4 separate regions of the Homo sapiens genome follow, and regions 2, 3 and 4 are each linked to region 1. The links are chromatin loops, found by intact Hi-C in ENCODE. Cell type or tissue: heart right ventricle. All regions are shown on one strand. Links, peaks and the distances in the headings refer to the core of each region. The heading gives the core; the rest is flanking DNA. Region 1 has its middle 45 kb from the start of CPMER. Region 2 overlaps MN1 (MN1 proto-oncogene, transcriptional regulator). Region 3 has its middle 12 kb from the start of CPMER. Region 4 overlaps MN1 (MN1 proto-oncogene, transcriptional regulator).

Region 1 (5,000 bases), core at 1-5,000:
TTCTATCCTGCCTGGTTCACAGTAGGTGCTCCAGGGACAAACATGGAAATGAGATGAGTGGGTCATTAGCGATATCTGGACACCAAACTGTGCAGATCTGGTTTGGAGGCCCTGGCTGTCAGAATGGTGCTCATTCTTCTGGGAGAGCTGGGCCAGGGTGGGGTGGGGGAGGGGAGAGGCTACTGCATTTCTTATTTTTTTGAACCTCTAAGGCCTTATCCTGTTCTTGCAGCCCCAGCCTCCACTCCTAGATGACGTGGGATTAGGGGGCCAGCTCTGGCTTCAGAGACCCCTATTTCTTTTTTTTTTTGAGTCGGAGTCTCGCTCTGTTGCCCAGGCTGGGGTGCAGTGGTGCGATCTCGGCTCACTGCAAGCTCTGCCTCCCGAGTTCACGCCATCCTCCTGCCTCAGCCTCCCGAGTAGCTGGGACTACAGGTGCCCGCCACCACGCCCAGCTAATTTTTTGTATTTTTAGTAGAGACTGTTAGCCAGGATGGTCTGGATCTCCTGACCTCGTGATCCGCCCACCTCGGCCTCCCAAAGTGCTGGGATTACAGGCATGAGCCACCATGCCCGGCCCCTTCTTCTCTCGCCTAACCCACCCCCACTCCCCTCCCCCTCCCCTCCCCCCTCCCCTCCCCTTCCTTCCCTCCCTCCCTTCCTTCCCTCTTTCTCTCCCTCCCTCCCTTCCTCTCTCCCTTCCTCCTGTCTTTCTTCCTTCCTCCCTTCCTTCCCTCCCTCCTTCCTTCCTTCCTCCCTCCCTGCTCCCTCCCTTTCTTTCTTCTTCCCTCCCTTCCTTCCTCCCTCCCTTCCTTCCTCCCTTCCTTCCTCCTTCCCTCCCTGGTCTAGCAAGAGAAAAAAAAAAGGGCCCTGTACACCCACTTGCTACTTCACCCACCAACCCATCCCATCAGCAATGGGTGAGCGAGGCCAGGCCCAGTGCCAGGCAATGAGTATACAGCAGAGAACAAAACCACCCTGGTTTTGCCCTTAAGGGGCTTTGAGCCTGGTGGGGTGACCGCTATCAGCAGGCAGTGTTCAGTCCAGGCTCTGAAATTTAACAGACCTAGGCTTGAGTCTCAGGCGTATGCCTCAGCTTCCTTATGTTTTAAATGGAATGATAAAGCTGGCTTTGGAGGGTTGTTGGGAGGGTTCCCAACACCCTGGATGAGAGAGAAATGCTTAGCACAGGTCTGGCACACAGTAGGTGCCCAGCCCCACTTCCTTTGTTTCTCCTCCCCATCTCTCCTGGTCACTGTCTGTGATCCCCAGGCAGTGTTCACTCAAGATATTGTGTGATGGAGATGCACAGGCCATGGAGGAGCCCATAGAAGGTCCTAAATCAGCTCGAGGCAGCAGCTATCTGGGCAGGCTGCCTGGAGGAGGGGATGTTTAGGAAGACACCTGCAGGAGTTAGCCAGGGGAGGAAGCAAGGGATGGTAAGTGTTCCCGGCAGAGGGAACAGCATGTGCAATCCTCTGGGGTGACAGCAGCACTCTCAGGAACTGAAAGGGGCTCAAAAATGGCTGGAAATGGAAAACCAATAAGACTACCACCATCAACAATCATGGTGGCCTTCTCGATGTGCCCAGCTGCCTCCTGCATGATCTCACTAAGCCCCTCCGGAAATCCACTCCTGTTTTACAGACCAGGAAGCAGAGGCCTGGAGATTCAGAGACTCACCTAGGCCCCGCAGTGTGTATGGGGCCCAGGGCGGAGCTGGGGTTGGATCCAGGCTGCAGAAGCTCAGCCTCCTCCCCAGGACAAACAGCCAGGCTCCGGTGGGGCAAGAGAGGCAGGGTCCTGGGGAAAACTTCCTCCCAGAGCTCCCCCGGGCCAGGCCTGGAGGCCCCGGGGAGGCCCTGCGGGTGGGGGCGGGGCGTGGGAAGGCTGTAAACTGGCTTGGGGCGGTAGGGCTTTCCTGTCGCTGCCGGTGGCCCCCGCCTTTGTCCTCATGTGTCACTGAGGAATGCAGCTACAGTCCAGATAAAGGCAGCTTTGTTTGGAGACCTCAGGAGGGGGAAGGGGGAAGGGGGAAGGTGGGGAAGGGGCAGAAAGAAGCAGGCTGGGGAAGGGGAGGGGTTACCATCACCTCCTGGCTGATCCCAACCCCCTGGCTCTGGGCAGGAAGCACCTATGCCCCCGTGGACACCCACATCCTCTGCCATCCCCTTAAGGCACTTCCTGACTTTGGGCAAGCAGCTCCCTCCTCTCTGAGCCTCAGTTTCCTCATTTGGATGATGGGGATCATCTGTCAACCTCTATGGATAGTTTGGAGGTTCCAGCCAAGTAAGTCATATGGTTGATTTGACTTGCAAGGCATATTGATGACTAAGAAAAAGACAGCCCAGAGAGGTCAAGTGACTTGCCCAAGGTCCACACAGCTTGACCTTGGAAGGAGTGATGCAGTCGGGTGTTTGCCAAGCATTGAGGGGGTGGGGCAGAACGAGGCTGGGATCCCAGGCTGCGCCCTTTGATGTGGCAAGCAAGAATGACAGGTGGTCCCTTGAATGTATGCACTTGCTCATGGAAGCCTCACCAGGGTGGGCGTTGAGTTTGCCCTTGGTCACTACTGTCCCCATGCCCCTCGGTGCCTGGCACAGGTAGGCAGGAATGCTCAATGATTTAAACCCACAGCCTCTGGGGCCAGGCGGCTACCACCTGGGGCTGTGTGATCTTGGGCTAGTCCTGATCCTCTCCATGTCTCAGTTTGCCCCTCTGTAAAACGGATCTAATATGAGGACTCCCCTCACGTGCACAGGCCGTGGAGGAGCCCATAGAAGGTCCCTAAATCAGCCTGAGGCAGCAGCTATCTGGGCAGACTGCCTGGAGGAGGGGATGGGCAAGTTCAAGGAGATGATCTGCACAGAGCCTGGCATCGGTTATTCGGATTAGTGGGACAATGGCTATCTGCTTGCTGGCTGCACAGAGGATTTTCCCAAGGTCATGGCCGAGGGTGCGCTGGGATCAGCCCAGGCTCCTCTGGGCTGTTTCTGCCCAGGAAGGAAGGGTGTGAGTCCTGCAGTGCAGGGGTGAGGCGGTTGAGTGCAGGAGGAGTAGGCATCATGTGCCACCCAGCTCCAGGCCGGGCTCTGCCCTTTTGAGAGGAGGTGTCATGTGGGTCTGGAGCTAAGGGACGTGGCCCCCTGGCCCCTCCTCACAGTGACGGATGTGGACAGACAGATGGTCTAGGGCTGGGCACGCTTAGTCATGGCCCAGATATAACCTGGGCCCCATGGGGCGGCTCCCTCTGTCTCACTGTCTCACAGCAGCTGCAGCCAATCCCAGTGGGTCTGAGGCCTCACTTTGCCTACTGAGTGGGTCTCAGCTCACTCTCTTTGGATGCAAGAGGAAATGGAAGCCCAGAGAGGGGAAGTGACCCACTCAAAGCTGCACAGCAAGCGAGGGACAAAATCATCTGGTCACTCACTGACTTGGCAAATATTTCTGGACTCTGAAGAGTGGACTAAGTCCATCAGGGAAGAACATACCTAGAGAAAGCACTGACTTGGACAAAGGTACAGAGGAGAAGTTCTGTGATGGTTAAGGGTGTGGGTACCAGTCTGCTGGGATCCAAGCCCTCTCTGGCACTTGCTGTGTGACTTAGAGCAAGTGAATCAACTACTCTGTGCCTCTGTTTCCTCACCTGTAAGTTGAAGATATTCACAGTGTTTATGTCATAGGGGTCTTATGAGGATGAAATGAGTTCATTCATGCAAGATGCTTAGCATGGGTCCTGGCACACAGTAGGTGCTCAATAAACAGGAGCTGTTAGGAAGGCATGGGGAATGAAGGACATGTGGAACATGGGAACCACCAGCCAGTGGTTGGTAGGGAATGTCTAGAGCCCAGAGTGGGGTGTTGTGGCCCCATGTGGAAGCTTGGGGAACCAGGGCTTAGCCTTGTAAAGAGAGTGGGTGGGGGCAGGGCAGGGTAAAGGCTGGGAGGTTCTGGCAGGAGGCAGGAATTCTAGGTGAGCAATACTGGGGCGATGAAACTAGAGCAGAAATGGAGGCAGGGACGAGAAGGAGGTGGAAAGGAGGGGCTTGGAACCTGTCTAAATGTGGCAGGAAGAGGAGGGGTGTCATCCAGGAGAACCGTCCCGGGTTCCAGTGGAGGAGAGGAACCTACAAAGGGAGAGATGGAGCCCCTGACTGGTGGGGCCAGCCACTCTCTGAGAGTCTCTGAGGTGCCCAGCCTGGCCCAGGAGGTATCATCATGCTTAGGGTGGCAACAAAATTTGCAGGCTGCCGTGTGAAACAAAACTGCAGTCCTCCTTGTTTAAAAGGCAGGAAAAATGTACAGTAAAGGTACTAAAATAGGAAATGTTTGCCCTTCTTCCGTGAGTCTCTTCTGCTCACCTGCATGCTTCACTGCCCCACTGGGCTTCACTTACAAAACATAGATAGGTGCAGAAATTAAGAATTTCAAGATGGTGGCCGGGCATGATGGCTCACATCTGTAAACCCAGCACTTTGGGAGGCTGAGGTGGGCAGATCACATGAGGTCAGGAGTTCAAGACCAGCCTGGCCAACATGGCGAAACCTTGTCTCTACTAAAAATACAAAAATTAGCTGGGTGTGGTGGCGCATGCCTGTAATCCCAGCTACTTGGGAGGCTGAGGCAGGAGAATCACTTGAACCTGCGAGGCAGAAGTTGCAGTGAGCCGAGATCACGCCACTGTACTCTAGCTTGGGCAACAGAGGAAGACTCTGCCACACACACACACACACACACACACACACACACACACACACACACAAAGAATTTCAAGACGGTAACAGCAAAACATAAACCCAGCTTGGAGCCTTTCTGAGCGCCGGGCTCTGTGCAACTGCAGAGATCTCATGGCCGTAAAGTTGGCCCTGATTCATGCCCATTCTGCAGAGGAGAAAGCTGAAGCTCAGAGAAGTGAAATATCCTGGTATTCTCACTCCAATTCCAGAACCCCCTATATTCTGCACCCCCTTCCAATGCTTGCTCATGTCTAATTGTTATTC
Region 2 (8,231 bases), core at 1,651-6,650, 110 kb before region 1:
TGGCTTCTTTGGGGGGCCCCCCTCTTCCTCTCTGGGCTCCCCACAGCCTTCCTGTCTCTCTGCCTTCAGAAGATGGGCTAAAATTCCACTCAAAAAACAACCATCAAAATGCCAGGGTTCGGCCATAACAGTTTTTGAGAAATGGTGTTTTCGGCACCCCCCACCATTTGCTTAATTCCTCGCTCATCTCGTCGGTTCCCACCAAGGCCTTGCCTTTGCAGAGTGAGGGCCAGACGGAGTCTTTGCGGCGCTGAGCCAGCCTGAAATGAACTGAAGGCGCTGAGGAAACAGGCATTTGGAGAGATGAGGATACAATTTCTTTTTTTATGTGGGCCCGTTAAAGTCTAATGGACATTGGTGTCTGGCCTTAAATTTGGAGAGGGTCTTTATCTAACCCTTAAAACTGGAGTCGTTTCCGGTAATTACGACACCCCAGGCAAGACCACTAAATCTTCCAGAGGCTTGTCTGGATGGCCGTGGTGGGGCTGGGAGGGGCCATGGGGGGGGGGCACACCTGTTACCTGTATCAGCTATAATTATGACATTTCTAGACTCCTGGTTTTAAAGGAAGAATTTATGGGCTAGGTAAAGCCGGAAGAGAGCAGCCAGAGGCGTTCTGGCTTATGGCAGCGAAGTTGCAAGAGCCCCCACGCTCGGTGCCCATCACGGCCCCTGCATTTCCTTAATGAACTAATTTAGTTCCCCAACATTTGGTATTAAGTAAGTAGTTATTTTGGGAATCGAAGAGAGAAAGAGCTGGAAGACTTTAAAAAAACTTTTTGGAAAAAAGAAAAAGTATTGCATTTTTAAGTTTGAGACGTCTTGGCGTCCAGGCGTAAGATGTGGGGGAGGACTCCTTTGGTGCGACGTGGCCGGACGTGGAGAAGCGGCCGGCCCCATCCCTGCCTGTGTTTTTGCTTCTCGACAGAGGGGGTTTTTCCGTTGTTAGGAACGGCGGAGGCCACAACACCCAGACTCCGAGCAGTTTGTTTGGAAGTATTGTTTAGATTATTCTCGCTTTTCAAATTGAGACAAACTTGGTTTAATGGGAAAATAGCAGTATTACTATCTTGGTGTGTTTGCTTTAGCGTTTAAAAATAGTTTGTTTTCATATCCCAAATTTCATCCTTTCCTTGTTTGCTTGTTTGATGGAAACCCGTGTGTGTGTGTGTGTGTGTGTGTGTGTGTGTGTGTGTGTGGCGGATGCCAGCACGCACATCTATATAGATGCCGGCGATCAAATAGTTGCAATCGTCCAACCAAAAAACGATTGCAATTTTACATCTGGCTAAAGGGACTCATACCATTTGTTTTTAACTTAAACCATCTTGTCCCTTCCTTCGGCATCAGCACACCACTCCCCAACTCCCCCCGACCCACAACCCAGCAGTATTTATTTCTTCCTTAAAAAAAGGAATGCCGGCCTGTTCGCTAAGGTCCCTGTTGGAATAGATTTTCAGAGGTTATGTATTAAATGTGTTTGAGGGCGATTTCAGCCCTCAGCCTGGTTGTCCCAGTACTAATGGTAGCAGGGCCTATTACAGACAGGCAAAGAATATTGTAAATGGCTTATGCAGAAAAACCATTTAGATAAAAATGCAATTTTCCCCTCTGCATAGAGTGCTAAGAATTAATAGCACATTCTTTCTAAATGGGTATTTTTATATTATATTTTCCCCCTAATGAAATTCTTTCCCCAAACAAGAGCATGTTTCATTTTAAACTTTAGAGTAAAATTGATCTGTTTTTAAGCCTGCAAAAACTGGTGTCCTAGTTCTCAGCAGGCCCCTACCTTCCCTCCTCTGCGTCTGAGATTTTTGACATTAGATTGTGTAGCGGATGGTAATGGCGGTTGTGTTTTTTGACAGTCCATCCACATTGAGGCTGAAATAGAGAGAAAGGCTGGGTTTGCCCACATTTTGGGTGGATATGGGGGTGTTTGGCGGTTTCAACAAACAGAGAAACTGGTCCTGAAATCTGAGCCGTGTGCACTCAGGCCTGGCCTGGCCTGGGAGGAGGCTCAGTTCCCTGCTCCCTGGGAGTGCCTGTGATCCCCTAGGTGCATCCCCTGCTCCTGGCTTCTGTATGACTGCAGGGGAGATCCAGGGTCCCCAGTCCTGCTCCCCTTTATACGACTTCTGGGAAAGGGGCTGCTTCCAGCTCCCGAGTACCCTCTGAGGGGCAGTTCTCAGGGGCCGGCTCTCTGCCAAGGCCTCTGTGGCCATTTTGGGAGGAATGGAAATTCAGAACTTCTTAGAAGGCTGACTTCAGGCAGACCAGCAGGAGCCTGCGGCGGCATCATCGTGGAAAGTCTTTGAGAGCTTGTTGCACTGGCCGCCATGGGCCAGTGTCTGCTGACCCAGTTTTCCCTGCCTGGGTGTGTGTACGTGGAGATATTCGGACTCGCCTTGGCAGCTTAGACGTCCAGACTTGACAGTGATAGACCCTGTGACATTGTAGTAGGTGAACATCTAAAACACAAGCTTGTGGTTTTTCACTATCAATATGGCACTGATGTGAAAGTTTAGGTAGAATTCTAGAATGGGAAAGACCTTCTCCTGTTTTTTGTGCCCCTCCCCTACAACATTTTCCAGTTGAGATAACGAAAGCCCAGAGAGGGCAGGCAACTTGGCCAAGGTCACACAGCACAGGCGCAGAGCCAGGACAGGACTATAGTTGACCTTTGGCCTTGGGCTTCCCTTCCTGCCCCTTAATGCCCTCACCTGAGAGCTAGGATTTGATTTTATCTGGCTAAGCCTCGTGCAGACCAGAACTGGGTCTTAAACTAGAGGTTTCCAAGCCTTTTTAAAAAGCACCATGACAGGGCCGGGCACGGTGTCTCAGGCCTGTAATCCCAGCACTTTGGGAAGCTGAGGCAAGTGGATCACCTGAGGTCAGGAGTTCGAGACCAGCATGGCCAACATGGTAAAATCCCATCTCTACTAAAAATACAAAAATGAGTGGGGTGTGGTGGGTGTCTGTAATCCCAGCTACTCAGGAGGCTGAGGCAGGAGAATTGCTTGAACTCTGGAGGTGGAGGTTGCAGTGAGCCAAGATCACACCACTGCACTCCAGCCTGGGCAACAGAGCAAGACTCTGTCTCAAGAAAAAAAAAAAAAAAAGCAGCACGACGTACATCCCCTGGTTGGTGGTTGGTGATGGCAACCCTTGTTCCCTTCCTCTTGTGGAGGTGGACATCGTGCAGGAGAGAATTCTTGACCTTGGGGAAGCCGCAGTAGCACCATAGCCTGTCAGATGGTTGCTGTGGGTTTCAGCCCTGGCGTTTTGATTCTTCCGAGCTGGGTGATCTCAGACAAGCCACTTCACTGCTCCCAGCTTTCTTTCCTCATAGATAAAATTGACAAGAGGAAAAAAAAAGTGTGTACCTCACAGAAATATTGTGAGGACCAAATAGTATGTTTTAGCTAGCATTATAATTATGTGACTAAGGGCACAGGCTTTGAAGCCAGACTACCTGGGTTCAAACCCCAGCAATTCCAGTTCCTGGCTGTGTGTCCTTGGGCAGGTTACTTAATCTTTCTGTTCCTTCATTTCCTCATCGGTGAAAGAGAATAATAATAGTTCCCGCCTCATGGGGCTAGAAGGATTCAGCAAGTTAATATATATATGAGTTGATACTCAGAAGCCTGCTTAACACAGAGAAAGTACTATATGCCAGCACCAGATTTTACTGAGCACTGACTATATACCAGGTGGTTCGTATATAGGGCATCAGTGAACCTAGGAAGTGCATGGTGGCATTGTCGCTATTGTTTGTCCCATCTTAGGGATGAAGAAATGAAAGGCACAGATTGGCTTGCAAGTGGTGCCGGCTGGAGGGGAAACGATGCCAGGCTGTACTTCAGGCACTTAGCCCCGGGCCTGGCACTGGGGACTTGCTCAGTAAATGTCACAATGTCATAGGGCGGGGCCGGGCTGGGACCCACTGCCCCTGCGTCAGCAATTTCAGGCCTCACTATTGGGCCGGTGTGGGGCCGGGGAAGGGAGGGGAGGATTATATGTGCAGACCTTCTCCTTGTTCGGGGCATTCAGACCCTGTGGTCTGGTCACAGCCTGCCACCATCGGGCACGTGTTCCTAGCAGTGGGATGGTAGCGCCAAGGTATTTTTTACCACCCGACAGCTCTCCCTGTGCCCCCCAAGGAATAGTTCCCTGATATGTGTGAGTAATGGTCAGCCTTCTTGTGGAGGGAATCCATGAGATGAGCTGGTCCGCGGCCCCTGATCATTTTGCCAGGAGCCCGAGTCAACCATAAACAGTCTGGGAGCCAGCAATAGAAAAATTAAACCCCTGCGTCTGGCAACTCAGGTGGGGCCTCAGGAACCTGGCAGGCTCGGGCTGAACAGAGATAGCAAGAGCAAGAGAGAGAGAGAGAGAGAGCTTGAGAGTGAATGAGCGTCCCTGCCCCAGGAGATAGTGGGAGGGTTTAGGAGGCAGACAAGCCTGGGATCGAATCCTGGCTCTGCCACTCGTGTGCTGTGTGACTCTGGGCAGGTGATTCACCTCTCTGAGCCTCAGTTTCCTCACCTGTTACATAGGTATAATTCTTGGGACCCTCTCAGAGGGTTGCTGTGGGGCCTGAGCATCTGGACAGGTTGGTGAGAGCATGGGCTTTGGTGTCAGCCAGAAGGTAGCTATTCTGTTCCCATGTGGGACTCTTGGACATGTCCAGTTCCTCTCTGGGCCTCAGTGTCCCTGGCTACAAACTGGGAAGAGTAACACCCTTCCCACAGGGTAGTGGGAATGCTCTTCACCCTGGGGCAATATTGCCCCCCCCAGGGCATACTTGGCAATGTCTAGAGAGATCTTTGGTTGTCGTGGCTGCAGGGAGGAAGAATGCTATGGGTCCCTGATGGGTGGAGGCCAGGGATGCTGTTCAATGTCCTACAATGCACAGGACAGGCCTCACTACTCTCCTTTCCAGGCCCAAATGTGAATAGCGCTAAGATTGAGAAACTCTGAACTACAGTGAGTGATTGAGGTTAGGTTCAAAATAATACTCAGGGCTGGGCATGGTAGCTCATGCTTGTAATCCCAGCACTTTGGGAGGCCAAGGCTGCTGGATCACTTGAGCCCAGGAGTTCGAGACCAGCCTGGGCAACAAGTGAGACCCTGTCTCTACAAAAAACACAAAAAATTAGCTGGCCATGGTGGCGCACACCTGTAGTCCCAGCTACCTGGGAGGCTGAGGTGGGAGGATCATCTGAGCTTGGGAGGTTGAGGCTGCAGTCAGTTGTGATCACGCCACTGCACTCCTGCCTGGGCAACAAAGTGAGACCTTGTCTCAAAGAAAAAAAAAATACTCAAAACTTTCTAGGCAGTATAGTCTATATTCAAGAGGGCTGGCATATTTATTCATTCAACAAACACTCCCAAGCACTTAACCACATGGCGATGCTGTTCTAAGTGGTGGGATGCAGTGGGGAGAAAGACAAATGCCCTGCCTTCATGGAGTTTACATTCTAGGGGAGGGGCCAGAATGACAGACAACAAAGAAGAACGCAGAGAATTAGAAGAGGGGATGTGCGTGAGAGTTCCTAGTCTGGGCCACCAGGAAGGTCTCTGAGAGGCAGTGACAGTGAAGTAGAATCCCTGAGTGATGACGAGGAGCCAGCCACTAGTGTTCTGGTGATTCTACTTTTAAACACCTGGCTCTCTGGGGTAGGGGGAGAGAAAAATAAATGCTCTGATATGCAGCATCTGCTGATTCCCGTGGTGTAAATACTCCTAATTTCAAGCCACCAAAGTGATGTCAGCTGTCAGCCGGATTGCAAAATTCCTGAATATTTAACAATGGGCTCCGGCACCCTGGAGCCAGCTGTATCAAGCTCTGCAGGAAGTGGGTTGGGCAAGGGGACAGTGAGGGCAGGTCCTAAGGCAGGACGGGGAGTGGGCCTATTTTAGGAAAAAGGCATTGCTGGTGAGAGGGGAGAGACAGTTCAGGCAGGCAGGGGCCCGACTGCTCGGGGCTTGTAGGCACGGTCAGATTAGCAGTTTGGAGTCCATTCTAAAGTGTGGCCGGGAGCCAGGGGAGGGTGTGGAGCACAGACAGGCTGGGATCTGACGGCACATAGTAGATGTGCATTGAACGGTGCTTCATCTGAGCCCAAGGTGTCTGAGAAAATGTCTGTTTCCCTTCCCTATGTTCTGGCCCTTTCTGAGATGGCAGAAACTTTCCTTCTGGTTTGGAGCCCCTGGGCCATAGGTTAGGGCAAGTTAGGCTGTCCCCTAGGACAGGGTGCTGGGGTCCTAAGGTAAGGGTTCAGCCTACCACAGGTGGGAGGGCATGGGGCATGTCAGTGGCTCCCTGAGCTGGGCAGGCCACAATTTATGTCCTGGTCCAGGGAGACTCTGTTTCCTCCTTCCCCCAGGCATTGTTCTCCAGGCCTTGCAGAGGTCACCCCGACAGGAAGGCACAGGCCCAGCTGGGGCCAGCCCGAGGAGGTGTGGAGGCCTGGGCCCCTGGGTGACCCAGGCCTGGCGTTCACTTTCTGGCAGCTTTTCTTTTGCATTCCTGCCCAACTCCCTGAGTGGCAAAGGAATCCTAACAAGCTACAGTTATTAAACACCCATCATGCCAAGCCCCATTTTACAGATGAGAAAACTGAGTCCCAGAGAGGCCAAGTGACCTGCCCAGGGGTGCAGTGTGGATTCATATCCAGGCCTTTCTGAGCCCGTGCTTAGAACCACTTATGGGCACGGAGATGAGGAGCTGTATTTCCTACCAACAGATGCTGGAGATAAAAACCAACTCTGTGTCTTGCCTCCTCATGGCCGTCACCAGGTCATGCCGTTGGCTGTTTAGGTCTTCCCATTTGTTCCCCACAGGTGACGGGACAGTGGTTCGAACCCCTAGCCTGGGGGCCGGGATGTGATTGGGGCAAGGCCGTGCTGCCTCACTGATCCTCAGTCAGCTATTCTATCCAGTGGCTCAATTCTGGCATCTCCTAGGACCCCAGTGAGGAGGAAGCGCCTGCCGGTATAGCTGGTACCTGCTGAGTGCCAGGGAGCACAGGTGCTTTGTTGCAGGAGTGCATCCTATCCTGGTCCCAGGCCTAGGGGGTGAGGACCCCATCCAGAGACAGCATTCATCATGGTCACCCTGGCACCCTGCTGCCTTTGGCCCCTGAGGTGTAGGAGGGGTGATGAGGATTTCCTGCAGAGGGACCGGGATGGACCCAGATGGGGCTGGTTCGGGGTCAGGGATCTTCACCCCCATCTCTGCAGGGGTGGGTAGGGAAGGAAGGGATGCCCCTGTATGGGAATTCCTTGTCCCAGCCCCGCCCACCTCATTTCTTCCTCCCTTATCCTTGAGAACACTGGTCTTAGCCAGCTTCTGCTTTCGTAGGTTGCATTTGCCTGGGCCGCTGTGGTCTGGGCTTCAGCCACTGTCCTACCCGAGTGAGGCTTGTTACAGACATCAGGGCCCACCTGACTGTGGTGGGCTACACGAGGATGCTCACATTTCCTCCATTAGTCACCTGATGGCTAGGCATTGGAGTCAGATTTTACGTCCCAGACCTCGGGGAGGAGGACAGTGCAGGAAGCCAGGCCTGTGGCCTTCCACTGGACTGATCTCCTTACTGCCCCGGGCCTCAGTTTCCTCATCTGTCTTTTGGGTTAAACGGGGTCGTGGCGAGGATTAAGACAGATAATGAAAAGCACTCCGCCCAGCGTCTGGCACATTGCAGACGTCACTAAGCCTTGGCATAAATACAGATGCTTCTCCTCCTGCACAGGAAGCATCGGGAACCTGTGAGGGGAGGGGGATGACACGTTGCATGAAGTGGAGAGGAGTGGGCGTCCCCCTGTGGGATGGCTCATTCTCCAGTGGGCAGTGAGAGATTTGCCTGCGGAATTTAGGAGGGTGGTCTTGGGTGCCGTTCAGGAAAGAGAAAGTGGCCGCGGCAGCTGGCAGAAATTCCCTCAACGGCTAGATGTGTTACAACGCCAACCAGTGAGAAAATGAATCTGAGACAAAAATTGTGCATTTTCTGGAACTCCTTAGAGTTTTAAATACCCTGGCCCCATATACCCACTTCTTAGATTCCCTGTTTGTGTAGGGCTGGAAAAATCAGTCCCTCGTTAGTGTTGGGAAACTCCTCAAAATCACGGCAACAATGCTAATAATATTTAAGAGCGCATTAATCACACCTTCTACTCTGCATATATATGGTGACGGGTTCTCCACGGGCAGTTACCAGACAAAC
Region 3 (8,231 bases), core at 1,529-6,528, 57 kb before region 1:
CCAGGTTGAGAGATTCCCCGACCGCTCAACTGTTCCGTCCTGGAGCCTGATGACCTCTTGTGCTGGGGAGGTGGAGAGGTGGCCAGGCCAGTGTCACATGGGGGTGGGGGATCAAGGGCTGTGAGCTGTGAGCTCAGATGTGGTTGGGCTGGGCTTCTTGCCATTTCAAGGCAGGTTGGCCACATCATTTGCAGGCCTTGGTACGAAATAAAAACACAGGCTTTTTGGATTACATTTGTCATGGGTCACTTTCAGAGGCTGAGGCAGGAGGATCGCTTAAGGGCAGGTGTTCAAGACCAGCCTGGGCAACACAGCAACACTCCATCCCTACAAATAATAGAATAGAAAAATTAGCTGCACGTGGCGGCGTGCACCTGTAGTCCCAGCTACTTGGGAGGTTGAGACAAGAGGATGGCTTGAGGCCAGGAGTGGAGGCTGCAGTGAGCTATGATTGTGCCACATCACTCCAGTCTGGGCGACAAAGTGAGACCTTTTCTCTAAGAAAAACAAATAAAAAATTCCAGGCCCCTTGTTCAAAAAGCAGAGAAAAATGGCATTAAGAAATGTACTAAAATATAAAGACTTTTTCCTTTCTTCCGTAGTCTCTCTCTCTTGCCTTGTCATGGCATTTTTTATTTGCTATTTAATATCCTTCTAAGTAAAGAAAAATTAAACTTTTATAAGTTATTAGCATGAATTTTACCACTCATCTTTATATTATACAATGCCTGTTTTAAGCGCAAATATTAGAGCATTTAACTTGTAAGCGGAATCACTGAAATGACAAAATTCATATTTATAGCTTGCACACACACAGGCATTTCATTATTACCAGAATGGCAGAAACGCTGCTCAAAACTAACTCAACTGTTATTATTATTATTATTACTATTATTATTGTTATTGTTATTTTGAGACATTGCCTTGGTCTGTCACCCCAGCTGGAGTATAGTGGTGCTATCCTAGCTCACTGCCGCCTTAAACTCCTGGGCTCAAGAGATCCTCCTGCCTCAGCCTCCTGAGTAGCTACGACTATGGGCACACGCTACCCTACCTGGGCTAAATTTTTAAATTTTTTGTTCAGGTGGGTGTCTTGCTATGTTGCCCAGACCAGTCTCAAACTCCTGGCCTCAAGTGATCCTCCTGCCTTGACCTCCCAAAGTGCTGGGATTACAGGTGTGAGCCACTGAGCCTGACCAAATCAACTGTTTTTATTTCACTTCTTGCCACATGCATACTGTACTAACACTCTCTACTTTTGGCTTACTGAAGAGTGAGGAAAGGCTGAAAGAAGGAACTGTGGGTTGCTCTGTCTTCCTCTTCCCTTCATTCTTTTCCTGCAGAAGTAAACATGAGTCCTTTAAGTAAACATTGGTCCTTTGTGTGTCTTAGAACATCATTGCCTCTTTCTGCCTTCAGGGTAAGGAAAAGTGCATGGAGAGTGGGGCCTTCTGGGGACGTCACCACTCCCACCTAGTCTTAGACACAGCCGGCTTATGACTGCCCCCGTCACACACTCATGAAGCTGGCCCTGCACCAGGGGTGCTACTTCCCATACAGATGGGGAAACAGACTCAGAAAGGGACAGACTCAGATGAGATCAGAGATGGCCAAACTAGGACCTCCCTGAACCTCAGTTTTCTCCTGATTGGATTGGAAATAAGATTTGCGTCATGGGGAAGGGGTATTGGTGAAGGCAGAGGTGGGGTTAAGCTCATTTCCCCTGCCTTCTACAGTTCAAGCATTTGCTTATTTATTCATTCAACAAACATTAGCTGACCACCACCTCCTGCGTGCTGGGCAAGGCGAACCTGATCCCACTCCTTGAGGAACTTCTAGTTTGGTGGATGGGATTCTCTATTCCTAGCCTAAGTGCACTGATTGGAAACTTTCAGACCCTGAGACAAACGTCAGGACTATGGTTGTCCTGTAAGTGGCCAGAGGGTTGGGCATTAGTGCTAGCGCCTGACTGAAGTGCCATGGAGATGGCTGCAAATTTGCTGGGAGTTTCAACAGCTGGAGAAAGGGCATTTCTGGAAGAGGTTGCAGCCTGGGCAAAGGGCAGCTGAAAGAGTTTCAGCAGAAACTACCAAAGCCTGGAACCTTGAGGACTAGGTGAAGGCAAAGATGGAGGTTTAAGCCAGAGTCTCTCAAAGCATTGCTCAAGGGTCATGTGACTCCAAATTCTATCCCCCCAGTTCTTTGGCCCAGGCCCCCAGCCACGATTTCGACTTGGAACTTGGCTCTCTGCATGAAGCTGAAGGAATTCCTCACAGCCCTGCTGATGGCCTAGATGTCTCAGGTTTCTTTTCTTTCCTTTCCTTTCCTTTCCTTTCCTTTCCTTTCCTTTCCTTTCCTTTCCTTTCCTTTCCTTTTCTTTCTTTCTTTCTTTCTTTCTTTCTTTCTTTCTTTCTTTCTTTCTTTCTTTCTTTCTTTCTTTCTCTCTTTCTCTTTCTTTCTCCTTCCTTACTTCCTTTCTTTCTTCTTTTTCTTTTTTCTTTCTTTCTCTTTTTCTGTTTTTCTTTCTTTTCTTTTCTCTTTTTCTTTTCTTTTTCTTCTTTCTTTCTCTCTTTCTTTCTCTCTCTCTCTTTCTTTCTCTCTCTCTCTCTGTCTCCCTCCCTTTTTCTCTTTCTTTCTTTCTTTCTCTCCACCTCTCTCTCTCTTTCTCTCTTTCCCTCTCTTCCTCTCTCTGTCTCCTTCTTTCTCCCACCCTCCCTCCCTCCCTTCTCTCTCTCTCCTAGCCTGGGGCCTAGAAGTCCCTCTGCTGAATCCCTGCATGAAAATAGCAGCTGCCTTGTTTATCCCACTGACTATATGTCCAGTAGTGTGCCAAGCCCGTGTATCTTTTCTACAAATCCTTACCCAACCCTATTGTTTTAGAGATGAGGAAACAGAGCTCAGGGAGCTGAAGTTACAACCCCAGGATCATTGTGAATGGGGGAGCTGGGCTTAAGTCCACGCCATTTGAAGCTCACCTGTGGGCCCTGAACCTCATGTTTAGGCCCGCATGCTCAAGTTTCCCTGCTCTTTCATTCATCTGCCTCCATTTCATTCATTTTATTCATCTGCCTCCATTACCTTCCCCCCTGCTTATGAACTCCTAAACATCCTTCAGAACCCTGCTCAAATGCCTCTTTGTTTTTTCAAGCACCCAACAAGGAACATTTCATTTCTCCCTCCTACAAATATTTGAGCACCTTCATATTCTAGGCATCGTGGTAGACCCTGGGGAAACACTGATGAATACACTGACTTGTTGCCACCAATTGACAAGGAAACACAAACCAGTACATTGTTATTAATTGTAAAAACAGTTATGAAGGACACGAACTGTGTGCTTTAATAAAGAATGATGGGGTGGGACTACTATGTAGTGGGTGATCAGAGAAGGTCTTTGGAAGAGGAAGGATTTGAGAACTCCTTCCAGGCAGAGGAAGCCAAGTGCAAAGGCCTAGAGGTAGGGAGAGTTTGATGTGTGTGAAGAAACAACAAGTTGGCCAGTGTGACTGGAGCACAAGGAGAAAAGAAAGACTGGTAGGAGGTGGATCAATGAAGCAGGCAAGCCTCCCTTAGCATAGTTCCCTAAGGCACTGAAGTTTAAAGGTATCTGCCTCCTTCCTGGGGCAGAGGGATCAGATCAAATCCTAGTGGTGTCGCCAGGGCAGGGCCTGACACCCAGGAGGTGTGCAGCTGAGATGGCTTGAAGCAGGGTCGGCCAGCAGGTGGTAGACAGCTCCGCCCCCTCCCTCCTTTCTTCCTTTCAAGAAAGAGGCCGGGCCCTTCCCGCATGGCTGGCTCCCCTGGGCCACCCTAAGGAACACCATAAGTCAGCTTGGTGGGGGGTGGACAACAGGGGCGCTGCTGAAGGACCCGGGAGGAGCCAGGGCGGTGCTCTTGTGGGAGTCACGCACCATCTGCAACTTGTTTTCCTGTGTCATTTGCATTTTCTCTGAAATTATTTTTTTAAGGATCCAGCCAAATGCACTGTCACGCAGGCTGCAGATTTAAAAGAGTGTGGGGGGTTGGGGGAGAGCAATAGGCACTGGGTGTGGCCCTTCCTGGCGTCTAGCTTCCCTGAACTCACTCTCCAACCCCCTCCCAGCCAGAGGCCACTGGGGCTGGGCTCTTGTTGTGGAATGGATAAGAGTCGTGAGTCATGCACAACTAGGGCTACAGGGGCATCCCCTGTGCCTGGCTCCATGTTCAGAAAGAGCCATTCAGACTTCACAAGAGTCCTGTGCAAGAGGAAAGCCCATTATCTGCCCTGCTAGGGACACCGAGGCTCAGAGCCTGCTCACAGCAAGCAGAGGGCTGGAACTTCCAGCACACTTGCAGGGTAACTCCTATTCTCACGTTAAGGGTGGACGGATCTGTCAGATGGAATACAGGACTGCCAGATTCACAGGCTATTGTCTCTCTGCTTAGGACAGGAAGGGTTCCCAGAGGTCCTTGAGCACAACCAACTATTGTATAGCCAAGGAAACTAAGTCTTTCAAATAGACGGGAAGGGGTGGGGTCAGGGTTTGAACTAAGAATGTCTGCTTCAGAGAAGGATGAGTTATATAACTTCAGCCATAAAACAGGCACGTCCCCTACAAATGTGGGGCTGGCTCTGCTCAGAGAGGATCGTGGGGGAGGTAGACTTCTGTGTGGAGCCCCTCCCTGGTACATCATGCATGCCAGTGCGTCCTGAAGGGCTGGGTGCATTCCCCTTAGTGGGACGTGAGATAAATAATTTTGAATTCCCCATTGAGACAGCTATTTCCTCCCAATTCCTCTCATGGCATCAGGGAAAGACTCCTGTTGGTGCTGATACCTCTTTTACACCTGTCTCCAACTCATGCTTGTCTCCCTTTTTGACAAAGAAGTCCAGAGCCTTCTACGGGCAATGCTGTCCAGCTAGGATAGAGTGGAGTTTTGTCGAGGAGCCATTTGAGCTGAACCCTGAAAGGTCACTGGGAGCTTGAGAGGCAACTGGGAAGAATATTCTGTGTGGCGGGAACAGCTGGTGTATAGTACTGGAAACATAGGGAAGCGTGGCACATTTTGTAGAAAGGGGAACCACTTGATGTGACTGTAGGTGTGAGTGATAAGGCAGAAAGGGGCACAAGGGGAAAGTCCCCTGATGCCACGTGAAAGCGCCTGGGCTTTACTCTATGGATGATGGAATGGCTTTGAGCAGAAGCAAGGGTTTTGGAGGGAGTGACACTAGAGGCAGCTAGGCAGTTACAGGATTCTATCAGTACTCCAGGCTAAAGATGATGGTGATCTGCAGGAGGACAGTGGTTGTGGTGATGAAGTCATCAGACCTGGCCTAACCACTAAGTTTTGCATAATGGTAATAGTGATGATGATGGTAACCATATGGTGAAGAAAATAGTGATGACGATGGTGGTGATAATGGTGGTGGTGATGGTGATGATTTTAATGATGATGATGGTGATGGTGCTGATGAAGGTGATGATGATGGTGGTAACAATATAATAATAGTACCAACTGACATTTACTTTTGCATTCTTCACCTCAATGTCATTATGAGACCACTTTCCCGTGGGATTGACACCACTTTAATCCCCATTTTTCACATGAGGAAACTGAGGCTTGCCTATGGCCACCTGGCTACAGAGTGGCAGAGTGGGGCTGGGGTGCCAGGTTGGCCTGGCCTGACTTCTGAGCACTGAGCTCTGGACTCCATGCATCCTGTTTCCAGCCAGCAGCTGGGAAGGGCTGTACCCTAGCCTTCCCCTGTGCCCAGGGTGCTGAGATGTCAGGTTTCTCTCTTCCTAGGCCCTTGTCCTGCTCTGACCCTATGGGCTAAGCCTTTGAAGGCTCTGGTTGCACTTTCGGCTGGGGGCTTGTCATCCCCTTCGCATCAGTAGCTGTGCTCTGGTCCCAAGCAGGAGGGAGGGAAACCTTTCCACAGCCCACAGCCCTTTCATGCCAAACCCTGGCCTGAGTGAGATGAGTGTGGAGGAATTTGGTCATGTGGATCTAATTTCTCTTGAAATATGCAGCAAATGGTGCTGGACAAAGGCAGGCTGCATTGGCTGGACCTGAAATATGTAGGTGACTGCTTCTGAGATGTTTGACAACTCCAAGACTCAGCTGAATGGGCCTGCAGTACCGGGCTGTGGCAACTGGTCCGGGAGGGAGCAACTGAATGCCATAGCTCATTCCATATGTGTGCCAAGGACACATGGACAGAGACCAAGATGCAGGGAAATTGGGCCAGGCTGGGTGACGTGCAGAGCAGGGCTGCGTAGGCAAAAGGGACCCTTCCAAATGGCACAGCATCACATAGTGTCAAGAGTGAAGTTTAGAAGTTATTTTTACATTTTCCTACTTCGTGTGACCTGAGTCTCTTGACCTGGCTGAGCCTTAAGGGTTTCTACTGTCAAATGGGGAAAGCAGATTTGGAGGGAATGGAACAGAGCCAAACTGAAGTAGGAGGCAGAACTCAACTCCAGAGGTGGGGCTCAGACACTGGACCAAATTGAAGACTAGCTAAAACAGGGCCAGGATGGAAGCAGCTTTCCACAAGACTCCCCTCACCCACCAGTGTGCCATCTCAGTTTACCATTGCCATGGCAACACCTAGAAGTTATGCCCCTTTCCATGACAACAACCCAACGACTCAGAAGTTACCATCCTTTTCCTAGAAATTTCTGCATAAACTGCTCCTTAATTTGCATGTAATGAGAAGTGGGTATAAATATGACTGTAGGACTGTCTCTGAGCTGCTACTCTGGGCACACTGCCTATGGGGTAGCCCTGCTTTGCAAAGAGCAGTACCTCTGCTGCTGCACACTGACACTTCAATTAAAGCTGCTGTTTACCACCACTGGCTTGTGCTTGAATTCTTTCCTAGGCAAAGGGAAGAACCCTCCCAGGCTAAGCCCAAATTTTGGGGCTCACCTGTTCTGCATCAAAAGCAGGCCTTTTTGTTTCATCTACACAGAATATACCCCCACCAATCCCACAACCGTCCTTTCCTTCCAGGCATCTGTTCTTCCTCTTCTCAATAAGTGCTTCTGCTGGGGGCTGCCAATCATACTATCCCACTCTCTGACTGCTGTGACTGGGCTAAAGATGGTCATGTGACTCTTAGTGGGCCAATCGGAGCTCTTCTCTGGGATTTTTGCCCTTGGGCTGGATGAAGGCAGCCCCTTTTCCTCCATGAAGATGAGTCCTGAGCTGTCTGTGGCTGTGTCCCCCACTCTGTGAAGATAAGGAAAAAAGAAAGTGACCAGTAAAAAGAGAGGCAGATGAAGTCAAAGGCAATGTCTAGATGAGGTTGGCATCCTGGGAGCCTGTCTCACACCTGTCCTTCTCACAGAATTTTTGGTAACAAGAGCTAAGAACAACTCCTGTTTTGCTTAAACTAACTGGATTTGTGTTTCTGTCTCATACAACTAAAACCATATTGATAAATGCAAGCCTTTCCTGGCTTCCAAGGTGCTGTGTGGTTCATTACCCTTGTTGTTCCTCAGAGCCACTCTTGAGATGGGTATTCCTATTTACAGATGTCAATAATCATAATCATGTCAATTTCCCAAGAACTCAATGCTGTGCCAGCTACTGAGCTGAGCTTCTCTTAGAAATTATTATACTGAATCCTACAGTGCCCCTGGAGGTAGTGTTTATTATTTTCTCCATTTTGCAGATACGGGAATAGAGGTGCAGAGGGTCAAGGGGCTTACTCCAGGTCACACAGCTGACAAATGACAGAGCTAGAATTTAAACTCAGGTCCAGTTTTCAACCTCCATGTTACTAGTCTGTGCAGGTGGTATTGATGATGAAGAGCAAAGATTTATTGAGCACCTACAGGGTGGCAATCACTTCAAACATGTTGTCTCTTTTAGTTCTCATGATGGTCCTATGAGGTAGACACTATTTTTATTCCCATTTGGCAGATGAATACGTAGAGGCTTAGGGAGGTTGAGTGACTTACCAAATACCAAGTGGCTAGAAAATGGCAGAGCCACAATGACTGTGTTATTTCAAAGCTGGTGCACAGAAATTCTACTTTGTAGGCTCTGTGGTGTTAAACTGATTGGAAAAGTCCTCAATTTCTCTTTACCCACTCCTTCTCTTATCTATGCCCCTTTATGATGTGGCTTTGCAGCTCCTTCCATCAAAAGATGGAATCTATTCCCCATGTCTTGACTCTGGATGTCTTAATTAGCCCAGGCTGCCAGAACAAAGTACCATAGACTGGGTGGCTTAAATA
Region 4 (8,231 bases), core at 1,127-6,126, 120 kb before region 1:
TCTGGTGGCGGCGGTGGCGGGGGTGCCTACCCGCCGCAGCCTGATTTCCAGCCCAGCCAGCGCACCTCGGCCAGTAAATTGGGCGCGCTCTCGCTGGGCTCCTTCAACAAGCCCAGCTCCAAGGACAACCTGTTCGGCCAGAGCTGCCTGGCTGCGCTCTCCACCGCTTGCCAGAACATGATCGCCAGCCTCGGGGCCCCCAACCTCAACGTGACCTTCAACAAGAAGAACCCGCCAGAGGGCAAGAGGAAACTGAGCCAGAACGAGACCGACGGCGCGGCAGTGGCCGGCAACCCGGGCTCGGATTACTTCCCAGGAGGGACTGCTCCTGGGGCCCCAGGACCCGGAGGCCCGTCCGGGACCAGTAGCAGCGGCTCCAAAGCCTCGGGGCCGCCCAACCCTCCAGCCCAGGGGGACGGCACCAGCCTCTCCCCCAACTACACCCTGGAATCCACGTCGGGGAATGACGGCAAGCCGGTCTCCGGGGGCGGCGGCCGGGGACGGGGTCGCAGAAAAAGGGACAGTGGTCACGTGAGCCCTGGCACCTTCTTTGACAAGTACTCGGCGGCTCCGGACAGCGGGGGCGCACCTGGGGTGAGCCCAGGGCAGCAGCAAGCGTCAGGCGCAGCCGTCGGGGGAAGCTCCGCAGGCGAGACGCGCGGGGCACCGACGCCCCACGAAAAGGCGCTCACGTCGCCATCCTGGGGGAAGGGGGCTGAGTTGCTCCTGGGGGATCAGCCGGACCTCATTGGGTCCCTGGACGGCGGGGCCAAGTCGGACAGTAGTTCGCCAAACGTGGGTGAGTTCGCCTCGGACGAGGTGAGCACGAGCTACGCCAATGAGGACGAGGTGTCGTCCAGCTCTGACAACCCCCAGGCACTAGTTAAAGCGAGCAGGAGTCCCCTGGTGACCGGCTCGCCCAAACTCCCTCCCCGTGGGGTAGGCGCCGGGGAACACGGACCGAAGGCGCCCCCGCCCGCCCTCGGCCTGGGCATCATGTCTAACTCTACCTCGACCCCTGACAGCTACGGCGGCGGTGGGGGCCCGGGCCATCCGGGCACTCCGGGCCTGGAGCAGGTCCGCACCCCGACGAGCAGCAGCGGCGCCCCGCCACCCGACGAGATCCACCCCCTGGAGATCCTTCAGGCGCAGATCCAGCTACAGAGGCAGCAGTTCAGCATCTCCGAGGACCAGCCTCTGGGGCTGAAGGGTGGCAAGAAGGGTGAGTGCGCCGTCGGGGCCTCAGGGGCGCAGAATGGCGACAGCGAGCTGGGCAGCTGCTGCTCCGAGGCGGTCAAGAGCGCCATGAGCACCATTGACCTGGACTCGCTGATGGCAGAGCACAGCGCTGCCTGGTACATGCCCGCTGACAAGGCCCTGGTGGACAGCGCGGACGACGACAAGACGTTGGCGCCCTGGGAGAAGGCCAAACCCCAGAACCCCAACAGCAAAGAAGGTATATGCACACTCGTTTTCCTCTCACTTCCCGGGTGACCCGCCCCATCCCCAGGGCAGGACTTAGCCTTCGCCTTTTGGGGTCCTTTGAGGTTTGGAGGGCACAAACCCTCCTAATCCCCAACTAGGAGCTGGTTATCCCACCTTTGCTTACACCAAGGGCTGTGAGGACAGACCCCCCCACACACACTGCCCCCAAGCCCCCCACATGTTACCAGGTAGATTCTAGTGCCACAGGGTGGCAAAAACTTAGATGGCAGCCCTTTGGGAATCTTGTAGAGTACCCCGCCCAGCCGCCCCCACACCCCCAGTTTTAGCTGAATTGCCCCTTCCCTTTCACACTAAGACCCCTCCCCACCCTCAACATTGAGGCTGGCTCCACTTTTTAGCAGCTGTGTGCCGCCTTCCCTGGCAGGACACCTGGGAAGTTGTGTTAACGCCTCCCACCTTTTCCTAGTTAGTCAGCCTCTAGCGCTAGTTCTTTTAGGTGCCAGCATTTTTAGGAAAAAAAAGTTACCAGCCCTGGTGTCGGCAGCATCACTCAGAGGCAACGCCTAATTTGACATTTGTTCCTAATGAATAGCTATTTTGTCTCTTCTTAACTATCAGAGTTTCATTGAAAAACGGGAGACCTGTGGGGGTTGCAGGAGGCAGGGAACCTTTTCAGGGCGCATCCCCTTGACATTTGGTGGGGTTGGGGAGGGGGAGTGCTGGGGTGGGGTCGGCTTGGACATCATTTGTGTATGGGGATATGGATATATACTCTTAAGACACAAAGGATCCGTGTTTGTCAATATCTCGCTTGGCTTTGGTGACAGATGTCCTGTCCCAGCTTTCGTTTGCATTCTAAGCACCCCCTCCCCACCAGGCCTGGAGGCCTTTAAGGTGGGAGGGGTGGGGTTAGTAAATGGGCTGCCATTCCAGTTAAAGTAATAACAGTTCTTTTTAACCTAAGGATGACTGGGTTGCCGTAGATATTTATTTTATCTGAATGGAGGTTTAAAATGTCTGTATATAAAGTGCGTGTGTGTGTGTGTGTGTATATATATAGGTGTATATATAGGTATGTGTGTCTATATATGTATCTATATATATCTAATGGCTTCTTAAAATCAGGTAACATCATTTCTTTCTTTCTATGTCTTTCTTTTAAACTATAGTTGAATTCCCTTGGTTTCCCTAGACAGACTATCACCATGGAACCAGTGGCTGGCATTTTAACCTTGTTTTTGAAAATGTGTCCCCCCCCAGTGCAATTCTTGCCCTCTTTTACAGTTCTTTCCTCCTCTGCCTTCGTTTCCCTCATCCTCCCCACATCCTGCCATGTCTTGACCCTGGATTTAAGGTGAGGGTAGGTTTTAGGAGAATGGCATGGGGGCTGGGGGAGGCAAGAGGAGAGGAAGCGAGAGTGGGCTGGGAGTTGGGTGGTTCAGAACTTGGGGCTTTCAAGGCGCGCATCCCGGGTAGCTTTCCCGCTTAGGTTTTCTAATTCATGAATGCGGCCTCTCTGCTTTTTCTCTTTGTTCCGCGGTTACTGCCCAGCCCAGGACGCCCGGGACGCACTCTCTCATTTGAAGCCGGGTGTTTAGCATGCACAGCAGACGCTGCGGCCAGCATCAGCATTCTCCAGGCTTCTCCCAGGCAAGGCCATAAATTGGTTAGTTTGGGACCCTCAGCTTCTTCTCCCTTTTTTCCCCCCCTTTTTAAAATCGAGTTGGACACAGCCTCCTGCTTGCTCCCCCCACCCCTTTATTTTCTTGTACACGACATCTCGATCTGGCCCGATCGATAGCTGGTTAGCACAAATCTCAGCCCCTGTCACTTCTACCTGGCCTGGCCTGGCCTAGCCGCCCCTCCCCCTTCCCCTTCTCATCCTCCCCTCCCACTCCTAGTAATTAAGAACATATTGGCCAAAATGAGGTGAGAAAAGTTAAAAAAAAAAAAAACAACAACCCTGATTTAAAGAATCCATTTAAGAAAAACAGTAGCACTTCATCTTCAAGTCTTTTAAAGGGCCTTCATAGACTAGGTGGACAGGTATAGGGTCATTTTAATGAGATTTTTAGAAGTTGTCTCTCCCCATCCCCTTTCCAGTCCTTCCTTTAGAGATGAAGATGCAGGCTGTGAATGAAGAAATGTCACCAAAGAAATGTTTTGTTTGTGTCATCATCACAGTCAGATGAATGAAAATATTTTTTAGAAACAGATGCTAGTCACTTTAGGGTTGATTTCTCCTGTAAGCTAAAGGAAGCCCTCCCCTGCATGCGGGGCGACAGGGACTTCCATCAGGGACCAGCAGGGCTGGCTGTCTTATAAGCACCAGCAGGGACACCCACTTGACCTCCTTTGTTTTCTACTCTGTGGTGTGGGAAGGACAGTTTCCTCGATAAAGCAGCGAATTGAGGTCACTCGAAGCTTCTGTAGCCTTGGGGTTGCTAGTTAAGGCTTTATAAGGTATCTGCATCTGAATCCTGCTCCCTTACTGGTAGTAAATAAGGATGATTAAACTTTTCATTATGATAACACCCTGTAGTTCCATCTGCACACGTTGTATAAATAGGTACACAGAGCTTTCTACAGGCCCCTGAGTCCCCTCACTGAAAATCAGAGTGAAGTGTGCCACTTCGAAATAGAGACAGAAAAAAAAATCATAGCAAAATGTTCTGCTTTTCCTTTAAAAACATGCTCATGGTCCCATTAGCCTTGAGCAGTGGTGTCCAATGGCTTTGAATGGACCTTCTCTAGGTACCAGCCCCAGCATTTTTTTTTCTACTCCCCTTGCAGGCAAAGCCCATTTTTGTAATGATATTTTATTTTGTCACGCCGTAAAACATGCCAGTACTAATGTGATTAAATATTAACACCGTTTCTGAAATTCTTCGCTCCAATGACAAAATACTAGTCGGTATTTAACAAAATGATCCGTGCTCGGATTGGAGGGAACGAATAAGTCTTCAGAACTGTACAAGGCGTGCAGCCACTGGGACGTGCCCAGATTGTCTTATGGGCTTGAGATGTCCTTTGGAGGGGAGGGAACTTGACTGGCAAGTTGTCGTTCTCGCAAAGTCTAGGCCAACATCACATGGGATGATGATTTTTTTAAACCAGGAAATCTAGCTAGTCTCTCCAAATCATGCTTCTCTTGACTTCTTAATCAACCCACCCAACAACTTTTATATAATGCAACTTTACCTCTGAGCATGAGGCTCTATTTGTACAAAGTTGTGGTGGGGGAAGGGTGAGATTGTGGAAAGGAAAAAAACAAAAAACAAAAAACAAAACCCAGCCTGAGTTTGGGCCTATTCAAACATCAATTAAATTGGTGAGAATTATATGGATTTAAAAAGAGTTTGCAAAATCATCCGCCTATCTTTGTAACACACTATAGAAATGATCCCTGAAAGTATAGTCTTCATCCACCTATCTTTGTAATAGGTGTGTGGCTACGGAAGAATTTCAACACAGAGAGGAGAGATAATGATAGATTATAGATAATGCATATTAAGTTGGAAAAAGTACGTTTTCTCCCCTCCTGCCCCTTACAATTTTCAAAAGTTGAATTAACCGTATTCTGTAATACGTTTATCTTTGCCAAACCTCCTTTCCCCTGGTAGCTCTATCTTGAAACCCAGGGCAGTCTTGAAGTACTCTTTCACATACATTGAAATGGGAGCAGTCTCGGTACACACTCTGCAAGCAATCCTGCCCTTTTTGGAAGTATGATATTTTTACAGTGATGCCAGAGAAATTTTTGGAATTTCATGCTTCTCTCAGTGTTGCAGTCAGAACACAGTAACAGCACTGAGCAATCCTAGGCAGGCAAGATTTGAACATGGAATTTCTTTAGACATAGGGCAGACTTGGGGCGGGGGGGCAGGTAGGTCCTAGCCTCAGAGCAAAGCACTGTTTTCCTGAGAGAATTTTTAAGGCTCATTTGAACTTGTTTGGGGGAAGGCAAAGAGCTTTGCAATCCTGTTTCCCTGTGAAATTACCCAGCACGAGTTGTATGCCTTCATGTGACTTTTGCGCCTCCGGAAGATGTAACCCAAAACTTCGCAGGTGTTAATAAGGGATAATGTAAACAGATAGGGCCCCCTTTGTGCAGCTGACGTTTGGGCCTCCCTGCTCCCTGGATATCCCAGGACATCAAACTACTGTTCTTTGGTGCTTGTTTAATATTTCATGGCTGTAATAAACCTGTCTACTTTGCCCGCCTCCTGACATAAAACCCCAACCTAACACACATCTGCAATCATACATTTCTACTAAATATTAATAAAGGACAAGGATGTTTTAAGGGGCTGAAAGCTGGCAGTGTTGAACTTGTCATGGTTTTCTACCACTGGGTTTTCTGGCTGTTTTGATTTTAAATAGCCATTGCTTTCTAATATGCAAAATATATTTATATATTCATATATATATATATATATATATATATATATATATGCAATTTTTATAGATTGAAGGGCTTTCCTCAAGTATAGCTTTCTTTAATATAAATTCATTTAGATTTCTTGTGAGGCCCCTTCAGACCGGAAATAAGGAACTATTGAAATGTACTTCTAGTTTATTGAGGTTTCTAGGAAAGGAGTGAGAGTTAGTTAATCTAATTTCTCTTTCTAGCAAGGAAATTCTATGATTCCTGATATGATTTTGTTTGCCTGACAGAGGTATTTAAATTTCCACAAAGAATCTTAATAGGTTTTGAAAATGCGGCTACTCTTGCCAAGAAGTTACTTGATACCCTGTGCTGATATAAAATATACATTTTTAATAAATAGTCCGGCAGGACCAGGTGAAATTAGAGGAGGAAAATTCTTCCCACTGTGGAAGGGCCAACTTGAGTGGGTCACTGGGATTTCACAGGATCTCCTAAACTCACTTTATGCTGGAAAATGTAGCAGAATCACTTGTGACCCGTTTCTCTCCACCTGAATGACAATGACGTCGGATTGTGTTCTTTGCCCAGGGAGTGATCAGCTTTGCCGAAAGCATTTAGGAGAGATAAACACTCTTGGTAAGGAATACTGTATTTACCTCTGTTTGGTTATTTTTAGAGATTAAAAGGCTGTAGCTTTATATAATAGGATCAAATGTCTGGGGAGTGTGTGGGAGCAAGCAGGCCTCCCAAGCACACCGCAACATAAAAACACCAAATCCTCTCATGCCAGAGCGGTCCTCTGTTTGTCGGAGGGGGTGGGGGGCTGCAACCAGTGGTTTCACCTTCTGTCCTTTTCTCACTACCCGCTGCTTGTTCCACCCAGTTCTCTGGTCTGGAGGGGCCAGGATCGCCCAACCTCATCATTTTGACTCAAGTCAGGATTTTGACTTGCCGACGATGTGTTTGTTTTAGGATGGTGTCTATATTTAGGCGCGTCTTGGGTGGACAGATTTGAGTGTGGGATTTGATCGCTCTTGGTGGAGATGTTGATGTATACATGAGTGCGTGATTGAGAAGAGGGACATTTGGAGGAAATTTTTCAAGCCTCCTCGCCTTCTCACACACACTGGAGCCAAATGAAGTGGTCTGGGGGCCAGCTCGAAAGAGCACAGCTGAGGTGGGTGGAAGCTCTGGGTCTGTATCTCAGGGGAGCAAAGCAGGGCCCCATGCAGTTCAGTGTGTGAAGAAGCCCCCCTCTCTCCCCCTCGCCCCATCCCAGCATCCGCATATATACATATGCATGGCCGAGTGTATTTCCATCCAATCTGGAGTCACTCCTCCAGTTTACCCTTAATCTGCTTTCTGAAGGCGAGCGGGGAAAGGAGCTCACCCTTCAGTCTCAATGGCCTTAGCTGACAGGTTCTGATTCTGTAAAGGACTGAATGAGCGTGAGTCCTAAAAATAGAGGGAGGATTTTGAAGATCCTAATTACGAAATCTCAGCCTCCCGGGCCTCCTGGGCTGTGGGTGACTTTGATCTGGAGTATTTCAGTAGCAGACGCACGTCGCCCCTCGCTGGGTTTTGTGCGTGAGCGTACGTGGAGGTGTCTCTCTGGCTGAGTTCAGCTAACACCAGTTTCCTGCCAGGAGAGGAATCTTTGAATCAGTGCCCCCTCCCCTTCTTTACTCCCCCCCCACCTACCCCCACCAGTTGTGGGAAGCGGACGCTGCTTCTCATTTATGGAAATTCCTAGCCTTTATTGTAATCTTTTTGTACCAACGACGTGGCGGAGACGACACTGGGCTTTCAAATTAGTCATGGTCCTGCCTGCAGGGACCCTCTGTGTCCTGATGCAGAACAGCTCAGCCACAGTCCCCAGCTCAGAGCCACCCAGGGCCCCGAGAAACTGTGAACAGGCCTCAAAAGGAGAGATGGTTCTGGGATCCTGGCACATTGTGCCCGATGGGTCACCCCGCACGAAGGTGGCCCTGGTCATTTCCTGCCATCTTCCGATGACAGGACAGCATGCAGCCTCACCTGGGTGATCAGCCGCTTTGCAGAGCGTGGGTGAGATGATACCCTGCCAAGTGTGCGCTTCAGGGGGCAAAACCTCCAAACTTATTTTGTGACCAGGATTGAGAAGCAGAGTTAAGTTTCATTTACTTGTGTGGGGAGGGACTTTTGAAAGGCATCATGTTCTCGGGATGTAATTATTATAGGATGCTGAGACCCGCTTTGTGTGCCGGCCTTCATTTTAATCAGCAGCCTCCGAGGTTTGAGCAGCCAGTGAAGTATCTGCTCCCAACCCGGTGTTTGCCCAAAAGGGCACAGAGGGGAGAAATGGCCACGGGTTTCTCCCAGTCTTGAAATCCAAGGGGTTGAAACTGGGTTCCCG

The links. Hi-C counts contacts between places; a loop is a spot of excess contacts. Peaks named below come from ENCODE experiments on the same cell type or tissue, not always from the same donor. Only the 100,000 strongest peaks of a DNase experiment are listed, where the experiment ranks them.
Region 2: it touches region 1 in a loop (2.2-fold over the local background); 10 of 110 quality-filtered maps call a loop at or near these places.
Region 3: it touches region 1 in a loop (17-fold over the local background); 20 of 110 quality-filtered maps call a loop at or near these places.
Region 4: a loop joins it to region 1, with 2.4 times the contacts of the local background. A loop is called at or near these places in 17 of 110 quality-filtered maps.

Annotation. Positions count from the first base shown.
Region 1 is chr22:27,667,761-27,672,760 of GRCh38, reverse strand. No RefSeq gene overlaps it. Among named protein-coding and RNA genes, the nearest start is that of CPMER, 45 kb to the left of the region's middle. RefSeq lists enhancers at 3,035-3,329, 3,135-3,429, 4,806-5,000. In heart right ventricle, for the core only: no CTCF peak of the experiment used is centred there; DNase peaks (open chromatin) are centred at 1,890, 2,539 and 3,120; H3K27ac peaks cover 3,879 bases.
Region 2 is chr22:27,778,025-27,786,255 of GRCh38, reverse strand. The region is part of intron 1 of MN1 (MN1 proto-oncogene, transcriptional regulator); the gene reads left to right. Among named protein-coding and RNA genes, the nearest start is that of MN1, 20 kb to the left of the region's middle. RefSeq lists enhancers at 332-859, 5,701-6,327. In heart right ventricle, for the core only: no CTCF peak of the experiment used is centred there; a DNase peak (open chromatin) is centred at 3,918; H3K27ac peaks cover 3,667 bases.
Region 3 is chr22:27,722,748-27,730,978 of GRCh38, reverse strand. No RefSeq gene overlaps it. Among named protein-coding and RNA genes, the nearest start is that of CPMER, 12 kb to the right of the region's middle. In heart right ventricle, for the core only: no CTCF peak of the experiment used is centred there; a DNase peak (open chromatin) is centred at 4,158; H3K27ac peaks cover 2,903 bases.
Region 4 is chr22:27,789,988-27,798,218 of GRCh38, reverse strand. It overlaps MN1 (MN1 proto-oncogene, transcriptional regulator), which reads left to right. Exons shown (of 2, transcript NM_002430.3): 1 at 1-1,456. Among named protein-coding and RNA genes, the nearest start is that of MN1, 7.7 kb to the left of the region's middle. RefSeq lists an enhancer at 6,349-7,325. In heart right ventricle, for the core only: a CTCF peak has its summit at 3,722; no DNase peak of the experiment used is centred there; H3K4me3 peaks cover 4,598 bases; H3K27ac peaks cover 2,947 bases; H3K27me3 peaks cover 473 bases.